2 separate regions of the Homo sapiens genome follow, and region 2 is linked to region 1. The links are chromatin contacts, found by Hi-C or POLR2A ChIA-PET in ENCODE. All regions are on one chromosome and are shown on one strand. The core of a region is the stretch at or near the end of the contact, and the rest is flanking DNA. Distances in the headings are between cores, read along the strand shown. Region 1 holds the start of HECTD4 (HECT domain E3 ubiquitin protein ligase 4). Region 2 overlaps NAA25 (N-alpha-acetyltransferase 25, NatB auxiliary subunit).

Region 1 (4,024 bases), core at 1,007-3,506:
GCCATTGCACTCCAGCCTGGGCAACAGAGCAAGACTCCGTCTCAAAAAAAAAAAAAAAAGGAATGAAGGAGTTTTCTTACAGTCAAAATAAGGAAGCTGAAGTTGTAAAATCGGACAGACCTGGGTTTACATCTGAGCTTTGATGTTTACTGGCTTTGTGACATTGAGCAAAGTATCTAACTGAGTCTTGACTTCCCAGCTGAAAGTAGGAATAATAATACTCCCCCTCTCAGACATTTGGGAGGATTTGATGAAATGGCCATTCCATTACACTTGCCTGTTTTATTGTTTCCATGGTTCTGATCAACTCTGAACTGCTGGATTTATTGTTCTCTTCTTCCTCCTCTTCCTCTTCTTTTCTTCTTTTTTGAGACAGGGTCTTACTCTGTTGCCCAGGCTGGAGTGCAGTGGCATAATCTTAGCTGAATCACTGCAACTTCTGCCTTCTGGGCTCAAACGATCTTCCTGCTTCAGCCTCCTGAGTAGCTGGGACTATGGGTGTGCACCACCACGCCTGGCTAATTTTTGTATTTTTTGTAGTGACGGGGTTTTGTCATGTTGCCCAAGGGGGTCTCGAGCTTCTGGGCTCAAGAGATCTGCCAGCCTTGGCCTCCCAAAGTGTTGGGATTACCCACGTGAGCCACTGTGCCCGGCCATAATATTCCATCTTATGGATATATCATATTTTAGTTAACCAGCCCCATATTGTTGGACATCTAGATTGATAAGTTTTTCCTTTTGTAAACAATATTGAGCTACACAACCCTGTATATCCATCCTTGACTACGAGTCTGATTATTTCCTTCAGACAACTTCCTCAAAGTTGAATTGCTGGATCAAAGGGTATGCACCTTAATGTTCTCCTGTTATTGTTATTGTTATTATTATTATTATTATTATTATTGAGATGGAGTCTTGCTCTGTTGCCCAGGCTGGAGTGCAGTGGCATGATCTCGGCTCACTGCAACCTCCGCCTCCTGGGTTCCAGCTATTCTCCTGCCTCAGCCTCCTGAGTATCTGGGACTACAGGCATGTGCAACCATTCCTGGCTAATTTGTGTATTTTTTTTAGCAGAGACAGGGTTTCATCATGTTGACCAGGCTGGTCTCGAACTCCTGACCTCAGGTGATCTGCCCACCTTGGCCTCCCAAAGTGCTGGGATTACAGGTGTAAGCCACTGTGCCCGGCCTGTTTTATTATTTTTTAAGTGATAAAAATATACAAGTAATAGAGAACAATCTCATCTCAGTAGTTCCAGACCAGCCCCACACTCCCATGGCAACTCACCTTAAACATCTGGTGTGTATTTGTTCATGCATTGTTCTTTATACATATAGTTTTCCTTTCTTGTTTTTATAAAATGGCACTGGTGGGCATATATATATTTTTGGTGGGGAGGGAGGGATGGGGTCTCCCTCTGTCGCCCGGGCTGGAGTGCAGTGGCAAGATAATAGCTCACTGCAGCCTCCACCTCCTGAGTTCAAGAGATCCTCTTGCCTCAGCCTCCCGAGTAGCAGGACTACAGACGCTTGCCACCCTGCCCCGCTAATTTTTATTTTTTGTAGAGATGGGGTCTCCCTATGTTGCCCAGGCTGGCCTCAAACTTCTGGGCTCAAGCAGTCCTTCTGCCTTGACCTCCGTGCTGGGATTACAGGTGTGAGCCACCGCACCCGGCCTAGTGAGCATATTTTTAAGGTGTATGTCAATTAGTGTGGAACACTGATGGAACGAACATAGCAATAATTAGAATTGCCACTCATGGAGCACATATTAAGTGTCGGGCATTGAGCACCAAGCATTGTGGACAGACGCTTTATTTTCACCAGGTTTTGAGTGCTTACTGGGTACTAGACTTTTCAGTCAATATTAATCATCTACTATGTGATTCTACCAAGTGCTTATGAACAAGTGTGCAGCGCCTATTCTGCGCCAGCCTTTTGCTTGCATCTCATTTAAACGTGAAAACAAGGAGTGATCTCTATGCTCTGCCCAGGGTGGGGGCGCGGGCCCGAGCAAGGGGTGCACACCTGAGTAGGGACAGGACGGGGGAAGCGGCGTCCTCTTCCCTGGCGCGCTGCAAAGCCAGGGCTACCCTGAATGGCCAGGGGGAGAAGGGGCCGGCGGAGGTCAGGCCGAGGGCAGGCGGCAGCGAAGGGCTAGGCGGACGTCCAGGCCACCCGGGTGGCCTCGTCCGCGGAGCGGTGGGCGGAGCGGCGGGCGGGGCCTGTATTGTCCGCTCCGCGAGGCATGCCGGGAGCCCCGCCCCCAACATGGCGTCTCACTGACAGTTGGTTGCCGAGCGGCAGAGGCGGATCCTGCTCCTGAGGGCGGCGGCGGCGGCGGCGGCGGCGGCGGCGGCAGGGCCGGGGTCTCCCGGGCCGGGGTCGGGGGTATGGCGACTCGGACCGCCTAGGGCGGAGTTGCACGGGCGAGGCAGCAAGTGGGGCGCCGCTGGCGGGCGCGGCGGCCGCTGCCATGGACTGGTGATCGCGGCGGCTCCTGCTCCGTTTCCCCCGGCCGGGCGTCTGCTCCTCAGCGCCAAGCCTTCAGCCGGGGCCATGGGCTCGTCGGCGGCCGCGGCGGCGGCGGCGGCGGCGGCCGCTGACTCGGCGCAGTGGCTCTCGGTGAAGGAAGAGACCATCTTCCTGCACGACGGGCTGATCCGGGTCACCGACCTGGCCGAGCTGCCCAGCGAGATCCTCGGGGCCCCAGAGGCCGCGGACACCGACCTGGAGGTGAGCGAGGCGGCCCCCGGCCCCCGCCATCGGACTGACCCACTCGCCCGGCACCCCCGGGTCGGGCCCCCTCCTCGCCTCAGCCGCGGCCTCGCCTCCCGGCGGCTGCCGGGGCAGGTGTGTGTGGGCGCGGGGCGGGCAGGTGGGGCCGCGGCCGCAGGTCTGCGGACCGCCCGCCCCGCTCTCCCTCCCTCCCTCCTCGGGGCCTGGCGCCCGCAGGGGATTTCATTTGTGGTTTTCTTTTGAGCGTTCCGACACCCGGCATTTTATTAGGCTAGCGCCTGGCTCGGCCTTCATGCCCCAGAGGAGCCACCGCCACCACCCGGGCCCTCCCTCCCCTCCCCCACGGGCCCCCAGGACCCACTTCCAGGGCACACCCAGGTTGCTTAGCTTTGGGAACATTTTGATTTTCACGCTGTGTACCCTCCCATCCTTTTCTTCCCTAGTTCTGTTTTTTTTGTTTGGTTTGGTTTGGTTTTTTTCCGGGAGAGGGTAGTGGCAGCTGCGGGTCCGCGATGGGCAATCCAGCAACTTCTCTGTGTTGTGTCTCGGATGGATTGACACGGGGCCTTTGTCAGGGAAGCGGGCGCTGTGGACAGCGAGAGGGATGCTCCAGCGGCCCTCCATGCACTCTCGGGGAAGGGTCACTGGCGCGTTAGGCCGCAGGGCCTTTTTGTGTGCCCCGGGGGTCGCCAAGCATCCCGGGTTCAGAGCCGTGGCAGGTGCAACAGCAGATCTCATCAGTTGAGCTGCTTGGCCTTGGGGGCAGAAGGGAACCAAATATGCCTGGTTGGTGGGAACTTTCCATCGACTTCACTTGGGTTCGTGTTTGCCTAGAGGTGGGAATACTGGCAGTGTCGTTTCATGGAGGCCAACGGATGCTGACACTGCTCCCCTTCCACTTTGTGGGATGACATTTTGATGTGTAGGTAGCATGGGGTGTCATCAAATTTTTACTGCCGTAAGGAGAGCTTTCTGGGGTAGGGCGCAGAGAGGATGGCCTATCTTCTGGCTATAAACGGCATGCGAGGGATCTTTTGTGTTTTGCGGTTTTGCGTGCAGTTTGGCTTTACGCACAACGAACATTTATAGAAATGAATTAAAAGCCATTACTGTGTGTTTCTGGAAACGGCAGTGATCGGATCACATTGGCCGAGACATTTGGACGTGCTTGAGATGCGAATACGTTCCACTGTATTTTTGTGTCTGGATTTGCGGTTGCTTCAGCACTTCCGTTATGAACTCTTAATTGACTTATTTTACAATCTAGTCACCAAAAAGAGGAGGAT
Region 2 (4,362 bases), core at 1,043-3,542, 310 kb after region 1:
TATTCTTCCAGACTTTTCTGTATGTTGTAAATTTATTTTTAAAAATGTTTTTACTTGAAAATAACAGATTCAGAAACTTCAAGGAGTGTGAAAGGTTATACTCCAGATCTCTAGCCGTCTTCCCCTAGGTTTTCCTCCAGTTACACTTTATATTCTTGTAAAGATTCATCTTCCCCACTTTTTTTTTTAAACACGAATGAAAACATAATATACCTGGCTCATAGAATAATCTTATTCAGTTAGCACAATGTTTTTATTTAAAAAAAATTTTTCTTTAAAAATTTTAAATTAATTAATGCCCCTCTAGTCAGGATTTGTACTCTGTAGATACCGCAAACATTCCTTCTTTATTTGTATGTCTGTCTTATGAAGGCATTTGAGTTTGTGACCTCTGCTGTGCATACTCTTATACCCATACTTTATTTTTATTATTTATTTATTTATTTTAAAGAGATGAGGTCTCACTGTTTTGCCCAGGCTGGACTTGAACTCCTGGGCTCAAGTGATTCTCCCATCTCAGCCTCCCAAGTAGCTAGGACGACGGGCACACACCACCACACTGGGCTCCATTATTTCTTTCTTTCTTTTTTTTTTTGGAGACAGAGTCTCACTCTGTGGCCAGGCTAGAGTGCAGTGGTGCGATCTCGGCTCACTGCAACCTCTGCCTCCTGGGTTCAAGTGATTCTCCTGCCTCAGCCTCGTGAGTAGCTGGGACTACAGGCACACACCACCACGCCCAGCTAATTTTTGTATTTTTAGTAGAGACGGGGTTTCAACATGTTGGCCAGGCTGGTTTCAAACTCCTAACCTCAAGTGATCTGCCTGCCTCTGCCTCCCAAAGTGCTGGGATTACAGGTGTGAGCCACCACGCCTGGCCTCCATTATTTTATTATTATTATTATTATTTTAACTAAATAGTATTTCCTAGAGATAAAGTTCACTACCTCACTCCTTTAATAACTGTCCAGTGTTCCACAGTGTGAATGTAGAAATTTACTTAACCAGTTTTTGATGGATATTTAGGCTACTCACAAGAAACTTCTTGTTTTTTTTTGTTGTTGTTGTTGTTTTTGAGACAGGGCCTTGCTCTGTTAGCCAGGCTAGAATGCAGTGGCATCATCACAGCTCACTGCAGCCTTGATCTCCTGGGTTTAAGTTATCCTCTCACCACAGCCTCCTAAATAGTTAGGACTCCAGGCGTATGCCATCAAACCTGGCTAATTTTTATATTTTTTGTAGAGGTGGGGTCTCAATATGTTGCCCAGGCTGGTCTCGAACTCCTGGTCTCAAGCGATCTGCCTGCTTCAGCCTCCCAAAGTGCTGGGATTACTACAGGTGTGACCTGTCAGGCCTGGCCCTTTTTTTTTTTTAAACTACATTATAGCTCTATGGATAGTAAAAAGTTAGATTCTCAACAGGAAATTCATAATGTAATTTTTGGTATCCTTAATCTGCTAAACAGTTGGGCAAATCTAATTTGGTCAGAACTATCATCCTAGTTTTTTTGTTTTCAGTTGTTTGGAAAGATTTGATTCCTCTCCACTCTTTTTTGTCTTCTTCCAACATCTCATCTTTCTTAGCTCATGTCAGCTCAGTCCTCTTTGATGTTTTGGAACTGTATGGATGGGCAGCTTGTCTATGGACTAAATTTACTAGTCCCTAGATGCTGTTGGGATTTTATAAGTATATCCCATGTACTATTAATAGATGTTCAACCCAATACATTGTGAAACCTATCCTTTTACAAAGAAAATGATTATAAAAATTTACTGTCAGTAATGTACTTTTTTCTTTGAAGTAAAATAATCTTTAATAAGATAGTAGTAGTTTGTATGTAATAGTGGTCCCATTTTCTAAGAGAGTGAATAAGAAAATGTGACATTTAGGCCGGGCCCGGTAGCTCACAGCTGTAATCCCAGCACTCTGGGAGGCTGGGATGGGTGGATCACCTGAGGTCAGGAGTTTAAGACCAGCCTGGCCAACATGGTGAAATCCTGTCTCTACTAAAAATACAAAAATTAGCCAGGCGTGGTGGCAGATGCCTGTAATCCCAGCTACTTGGGAGGCTGAGACAGGAGAATCGCTTGAATCCAGGAGGTGGAGGTTGCAGTGAGCCAAGATCGTGCCATTGCACTCCAGCCTGGGTGACAAGAGTGAAACTCCATCTCAAAAAAAAAGAAAAGAAAATGTGACATTTTCCTTCTTGTGGTTGGACTCTATTCTGGTTATTGAGCAGAAATGAAACCAGCTTACCAACTTTTATAACTTTTGATTTTAGAGAAGTTGACAAGTGAGATTCAGAGTCGGGAAAATAAATGCATGGCTATGTACAAGAAGCTGAGCAGGTGGCCAGAGTGCAATGCCCTTTCCCGGCGCCTCTTACTAAAAAAGTGAGTAAAAGCTTTCTTTTGTACCATTTGACTGTAGTGAGGCTTTAAGACCTCACTATTGATTTTCTTGGTGTCTGTGTTTTGAAGTTTCTGGGCATAAAGTCTTCTTATAGTAGTTGTGTCCTGCATGTTTCTAAAAGTTTTTAAGGAGCCTTCATCTTTCAGTAGAGTATTATAATGGTACTTGTAGGCTGGGCATGGTGGCTCATGCCTATGATCCCAGCACTTTGAGAGGCCAAGGTGGGCAGATCACTTGAGGTCAGGAGTTTGAGACCAGCCTGGCCAACATGGCGAAACCCTGTCTTTACTGAAAATACAAAAATTAGCTAGTTGTGGTGGTGCGTGCCTGTAGTCCCAGCCCCTCGGGAAGCTGAGGCACAAGAATCGCTTGAACCTGGGAGGCAGAGGTTGCAGTGAGCTGAGATCATGCCACTGCACTCCAGCCTGGGTGACAACAATGAGACTCCATCTCAAAAAAAAAAAAAAGATACTTGTGCCACCATGGTGCTGAATTCTAGTTAGGGCTTAAGAATGAACACTGAAAATCATTAATTTCTCAAATTCAGTATTCCCCTAAAAGAGAGAGGCTTCATTCTTTGCTACAACACTTCTCTCCCCTTCCCTCTATTTTGGAAGTGCTTATGTGGGGACTTTTCTGTTATGAATATTAGTTTTCTAGACCTGGTCATTTTATTGAAGGAAAGAGTAGTTTACTACTCTTTACAAATACAAAGTAGTATTACTTTGAAAATGCCCTTTTAGATTTGCAAAGGAAACATGGAGTGGGTGGGGGTAAGCCAACCTACTACATACTAAAATATAACTTACAAAATAAATTGAATATCATGGTTCCTAAGGAAGATCTGTCACAACTTGGGTTTAATCCTGTGTGCATCATTCAATCTGATTTTAGCTCAGATGACTGGCAGTTCTATCTGACTTATTTCGATTCTGTCTTTCGACTGATTGAAGAGGCCTGGAGTCCTCCTGCTGAAGGTGAACAGTAAGTTGTCTTCTTTCCTGAATTATAACAGCACTTTTTAATATAGTGTAGTGAAAGGATTTCATTATAAGCCAATTGAATTCTCTTTTTCTGTCTCAATAAAGTATTCCTTTCAAAGTAAGACATTTTTTCATATTTTTTAAAGTATAAAATACACAAGTTCATTCTAAAAATCATGTTAGTGCCAAAATATGTGGTGTGCTAATTTCCACTTATCCTACCATTCCAAAAATAACTCTTGTTAATAGTTTGGTGCCTTTCCGTGAGATTTATTTCCATCTTTATGCTAAGATAATTTTTCTTTTTCTCCTTTTTTTTTTTTTTTTTTTTTTTGAGATGGAGTTTGGCTCTTGTCACCCAGGCTGGAGTGCAATGGCACGATCTTGGCTCACTGCAACCTCTGCCTCCCAGAAGCAAGCGATTCTCCTGCCTCAGCTTCCCGAATAGCTGGGACTATAGGTGCCCACCGCCGTGCTCAGCTACTTTTTGTATTTTTGGTAGAGACGGGGTTTCACCGTGTTGGCCAGGCTGGTCTCAAACTCCTGACCTCAGGTGATCCACCCATCTCAGCATCTCAGCCTCCCAAAGTGCTGGGATTACAGGTGTGAGCCATTGCGCCCGGCTTAATTATTCTTATATTTAATATAAAAATGGGATTGTATTAGACACGATTTGCAACCTGTTATTTTTCAGCCTTGAAATATATCTTGAACATCTTTCATTTCTGGTACATGTAGATCTCTTTCATTTTTTTTCCCCCCAGTGGCTTAAGAGTACTCCAGATGTACCATAATTCATTTAGCATTTTCCCTATTGATGATACTTGGATTTTTGAAGATCTCTTTTTTTTTCCTTTGTCCTTTTGTTATTGGCTATTGTAGGCAGTACTACAATAAATTTTTTTTCCTTTTTATAGGCATCTAGAGTTAAATGAATAAATGGGGCCGGGCACAGTGGCTCACGCCTGTT

What was found. A loop is a pair of places that touch in the nucleus more often than their neighbours do. ChIA-PET counts read pairs that join two places held with the same protein, here RNA polymerase II (POLR2A). Pooled maps may share reads with other maps.
Region 2: a loop to region 1 is called in a map of PC-9, with 4 times the contacts of the local background. The contact joins the enhancer-like site here to the promoter of HECTD4 in region 1. A Hi-C loop is called at or near these places in 1 of 168 maps with a recorded cell type or tissue (PC-9), 3 of 37 single-sample maps with no recorded cell type and 11 of 50 pooled maps. POLR2A ChIA-PET finds 5 or more read pairs at or near these places in 1 of 52 experiments (OCI-LY7).

Annotation. Positions count from the first base shown.
Region 1 is chr12:112,380,663-112,384,686 of GRCh38, reverse strand. It overlaps HECTD4 (HECT domain E3 ubiquitin protein ligase 4), which reads left to right and starts at 2,256. Exons shown (of 76, transcript NM_001388303.1): 1 at 2,256-2,735. The coding sequence starts at 2,559. RefSeq lists silencers at 1,936-2,225, 2,336-2,605, 2,616-3,105 and enhancers at 2,113-2,612, 3,798-4,024.
Region 2 is chr12:112,073,706-112,078,067 of GRCh38, reverse strand. It overlaps NAA25 (N-alpha-acetyltransferase 25, NatB auxiliary subunit), which reads left to right. Exons shown (of 24, transcript NM_024953.4): 8 at 2,279-2,390; 9 at 3,304-3,393. Among named protein-coding and RNA genes, the nearest start is that of NAA25, 33 kb to the left of the region's middle. Within about 2 kb of position 2,292, at least 2 of the 41 ENCODE cell types and tissues checked have a DNase peak (open chromatin) inside an H3K27ac peak, as active enhancers do.